2 separate regions of the Homo sapiens genome follow, and region 1 is linked to region 2. The links are chromatin loops, found by intact Hi-C in ENCODE. Cell type or tissue: OCI-LY7. All regions are shown on one strand.

Region 1 (2,500 bases), 370 kb after region 2:
TTGAGGAACCATTTTCTAGTAGGAGATGGGGCCTGAGCAAAGGGTCAGGCTTGGTGGTGAGTGGCAGAAGTTAGTACTGCTGTAGAAGTGTTGGGAGAAGGGGGATAGAAAGGAGGAGGCCAGATGGAGTGGAGGCCCTGGACTGCTGGCATAAGAGATACGGATTTTTTGAATCTAGCTTGATCATGGCTGTTGCTCAGAGGATGCGATTCTTATATGTTGGTGCATCCAAATTTGTTACTTATGAGACTGCAGGACCTTTGCTCTAACCATTTGGTATGTTTTTAGTCTCTTTAAACGTACATTCCACTTTCTTCAGCATATTTTTCTCTTGCCAGGAAATATCTTTCCTCTCTCATCCCTCATGGTTCTGTTAAAATTGCATCTTGCGTGAAACCTAAACAAGCTCAAAATGTCTTCACACAGGTTGTTCTAAGGAGCAGGATTGGATTGCTAATGTAAGGTCAAGATTTTATGCCCTTCCTTCATGGGTCTTACCTGTTGACCTCGGAAAAGATTCCAGGAGCTGCTTCACTGGGGAAGGGGAAAGTACCTCCACCCCTACCTCACAAGCACTGACTTTGTGAGATGCATAGGGCTTCAGGTTATGATTCAAATTCAGCTGTACATGTCAGCTGGTGGCCTTTAGGAAGAATTTCTAACTAGCTCTAGAAGAATCCCAGTGAAAATGTCAGGTCACAGTGTGGGCTCCTATTTGAATTGGGATGATTGGTAAGCCAGGGAAGGATTATACCAGTCTTTGGGCTCACAAGCCACCCAAACCCCCAGGATTAGGGTTACAAATGACCCAGTGACCCAGTATCCTTTTGGGAATGTGGAAGATCAGGAGCAGGGAATGTGGAGCCTGGCCTGCCCACTTACTGGCTATGTGATTTTGGGCAAGTTAACATAAACTCATCAGTGTCCTCTCAGCCCTTTACATAATTAGTGCAGCTGCCTCCTCATGTTGTTAGAATGATAAAATGAGCTGCAATGTGTGAAACACTCAGACCATTGTCACATAATAAGTGCCAGTATGTGTTAGTTTTGAGAGAAAAAGATTCCATTTTAAGTCAAGTTGTCAAACTTTTGTTTTTCTGTTTCTGGGGTTTTATGCTTTCCTTTCCTTTAAAAAGAAAAATGAAGCTCAACCAAGTACCTACACTTTTAGTGGTGTAGTTGGGTAGAATGATAATCCCTGAAGAGATCAGGTTACTCTGTGGGGGTGCTGGCCACCCCCAGGTTGTATCAGCAAAGCAAACATGACCTGGGCCTTCCACCTTCTGCAGAGGCTCACAGAGGAAGTGCTTTTAGTGATTTAATATTTTAAGAATCCTTTTAGAAACAACAGCATTGGATGAAGGAAATAGACTAATTTGATCTGTGACTTCTGTTGAACCTGGGATAATGTTATGCCAAAAGGAGAATTGACTAGCACCATCTAGTGGATACCATGTGTTACTGCAGGTTTTTCTTTGCTTCTCTTTTGTTCCTCAGGCCTCTAGTGCTTGGGATTCAGTGCAGAACAGAATATACAAAGTACTCCCACCCCCATGATGGAGCTTATCTTTTAGTTTGGGGAGGCCAATACATACACACACATTCATGTACACATATATGTTAGGCCATGTGGAAGAAAAGTAAAAATAAGAGGATGAAGCATTATGGGGATGCGTAGGGCAGTCTGAGGACATTTGAGTGGAGGCAAGTCATTGCGTCTGGGGGAAGAGTATCTCTAGCACAAGAACAGAGAAGCAGTGTTCCTAGCCTGTTGGAGGATGAGTGTGGCTCGAGCATAGAGAGCAAGGGCAGAGTAGTAGGAGTCAGAGAGACTGAGCAGGGTGGGCAGAGGGGTCATGTAGGCCGTGGTAAGAACTGGAGCTGTGCTTTGAATGAGATGGAAAACCTTTGGAAAGTAGCAAAGGGATGCCGCGAACTTGTGTTTTGTAAGGATTACGCTTGCTCCTGTGAGAATGGGATACAAGATGTCGGGAATGCTAGTGCAGAGACCATCTAGGAGGCTTTAGCAGTGGACCAGATGACAGAGAATGGCAGCTGGGTAAAGTTGGTAATTAGTTTAGAATGCATTTTGAAGGCAGCGCTTATTGTATTTACTCTGATGGATTGGATTATGCGAGTTTAAAGAATGGCCAAGGACGGCTCTAAGGATTTGGTGGGATTATTCATTTTGGGTTTAATGGTGATACCATTTACTGGTGTGGAATTCTAATAGGATTGGGGTTAATCAGGAAAGCACCACTAGGCCCAAGCAGATCTCTGTTTTGAGAGAGTTAAACGTTTAGTGGACTACCTCTAAACTTTTAAGCTAGTGTGGGTAATTTTTAAGAGTAACTGTAATAATGCTAAAATAGTACCCTTTGTTTACAAGTAATCTATAAATGTTGCCTTCTTGACAGGGTTACAGTTAGACTTAGAGTATAACCTGTGATATGAACTTGTCACTACCTGCATATCTTTGTTTATGGTCTGATCTGGCGGG
Region 2 (2,500 bases):
AAAATACAAAAATTAGCCGGGCATGGTGGCGCGCGCCTGTAGTCCCAGCTACACGGGAGGCTGAGGCAGGAGAATGGCGTGAACCCGGGAGGCGGAGCTTGCAGTGAGTCGAGATCGCGCCACTGCACTCCAGCATGGGCGACAGAGCGAAACTCCGTCTCAAAAAAAAAAAAAAAAAAAAAAAAAAAACATTCTTACTCGCAGGCTATACAAAACAAATGGTAGGCTGGATTTAACCTGTGGACCGTGGTTTGCCAGCCCCGACTGTATGCCACTGGGAGAATTGGTAATGCAGTGTATCTTTTATTTATTTATTTATTATTTATTTATTTATTTTGAGACGGAGTCTCGTTCTTGTTGCCCAGGCTGGAGTACAGTAGCACAATCTCGGCTCACTGCAACCTCTGCCTCCTGGGTTCAAGCGATTCTCCTGCCTCAGCCTCCTGAGTAGCTGGGATTACAGGTGCGTGTCACCACGCCCAGCTAATTTTTGTACTTTTAGTAGAGATGGGGTTTCGCCATGTTGGCCCGGCTGGTCTCGAACTCCTGACCTCACGTGATCCACCTGCCTCGGCCTCCCAAAGTGCTGGGATTACAGGTGTGAGCCACCGCGCCCAGCCAAGTGTATCTTTTAAAAAGATATACTGCAGTCTCCAGGATTCTCTTTGGGCCACTGACAGCTGTTTCTCACATTTGGTTGCAGGAGAATATTCATCAGGATAGAGTTAGTTATGCTGCAGTAACTATCCCCAAATCTCAGTGGCTTAAAACAAAGGTTTATTTCTCACTCATACGAGATCCCTGGTGGGTCAGGGCTACTTTCTAGGGCAGCCACCCCGTGTAACAGTTCAGCTTTAGTCCTCCATGTGAACACGTGCACCCTCAATATTGACAGGGGACCAGAATGTGGAAAATCACACACCACCTCTTACAGGCTTTCCTTCAAAAGTGACAGGTGTCACTTCCTATTTGCAAAACCAGTCACACGGACCAGTAGTTTAAAAATGTATCTACCCATCTTCAAAAGGTGGAGACTAATTCCCCTTCCCTTGCATGTGGGCCAGACCTACTGCCTCGCTACGACTATGGCAGACATTGAAATATGTGACCCGAGAGGCCAAATGCAAAAAGAATACCTTCAACTGGTGTGGGCCCACTTTCAGATGGTGCATTCTGGTGAAGGCCAGCCATCATGTCACAAGGACACTCGAGCAGCCCTTTGAGAGCACCAGATGAAGAGAAGCCTATGTGGAGAGGAACCAGTTGGCCAGTACCAACCCACTGGGTGTGTGAGTGGGTCCCTCAGAGTGGATCCTCCAGCCTCCATCAAGCCTCCAGGTGATCCCAGCCCCTCAGCCTTCCAGTCTTCCAGATGAGGCACCTCCCATATGTCTGTGTCCTGTCTGAATTCTCGATCCACAGAAACAGTGAGATAATAGGCCTCTAGGTTTGGAGGGTGATTTATTACACAGGAATAGACAATGAAAAAAGTACACATGGCTTCACCTAATCTCAAAAAGATAGGAGAAGTTCGAGTTTCCCATTGGCTTAAAGAAGGGACTAATTATTGGTAAATGTCTTGATCTTATTACAACAAGGTGTCAATGAGGAATTTTCAAACAAAAACCTGGACTCACATTCCTTCCTCTAATGGTTTGTAAATGGCTGCTGACTGAAACATCAGGGGATTGCTCTTGCCCTAAGATGCTCCCTGGAATAATGTCTGAGGTCATAGACGCACAGGCCATGGCACAGAAGCTGGACAGCACTTTTTAGTCTTTTTGAAAAACACATCTAGATTTTACATTTTACATTAAAATGTAAAAAGAATGAGCACCTGGGGATCCATGGAAATAATATATCACTGTCTCTCAGTCACATGCTCTCTTATTTTTGCCTGTGTTGTGGTTATTTGCCTTTAACTAGGAGATCTGTGGTGGTAGATATGGAGATAACGTGAGAACATGGGCAGAAAAAGTCCTTATATCCAAAGCAAAGCAAATGATTGACTGATGTTTCTGATTTTTAAAAAATTGTTAGTGCTACATAAACTGTAAGTATAATAATTACAACTAAGGTTCATCTGACCTTAACTCATGGAAATAGTCTAGATTCAATTGGCCCAGAATGGTCCTATAATTGTATATATGGACAGGAATATAAATTTCTCTATACACATACATATGCATATACACATAGCATCTATACTATACTTAGCTTTAGGTAACATGTATACCTATATATCACAACTAGAAATAAAATTTCCTTTCAAATTAGCCATTAACAGATTCTTAATGATGAATAGTGATCTTGTTAGTAGTTAACTGGTAACCTTTATATTGAAATAGCAAGACATACTAGTATGCAAGCAAGAAACAGCTTGATTCTTTTTCCTGGGGCCCATTCAAACCCTATTTTCAAATCCAACCTTTACCTCCCTAGGATGAAATCTTAGATGAGATCCCATAGTTTTGTCTAGTCACTTTTTCAAAAGACTGTG

What was found. Hi-C counts contacts between places; a loop is a spot of excess contacts. Peaks named below come from ENCODE experiments on the same cell type or tissue, not always from the same donor. Only the 100,000 strongest peaks of a DNase experiment are listed, where the experiment ranks them.
Region 1: it touches region 2 in a loop (2.3-fold over the local background); 2 of 110 quality-filtered maps call a loop at or near these places.

The regions. Positions count from the first base shown.
Region 1 is chr2:229,779,898-229,782,397 of GRCh38, reverse strand. The region is part of intron 34 of TRIP12 (thyroid hormone receptor interactor 12); the gene reads left to right. Among named protein-coding and RNA genes, the nearest start is that of DNER, 67 kb to the right of the region's middle. In OCI-LY7, CTCF peaks have their summits at 1,238 and 1,445 (motif pointing left); a DNase peak (open chromatin) is centred at 1,437.
Region 2 is chr2:230,146,961-230,149,460 of GRCh38, reverse strand. No RefSeq gene overlaps it. Among named protein-coding and RNA genes, the nearest start is that of SP110, 72 kb to the left of the region's middle. In OCI-LY7, no CTCF peak of the experiment used is centred here; a DNase peak (open chromatin) is centred at 970.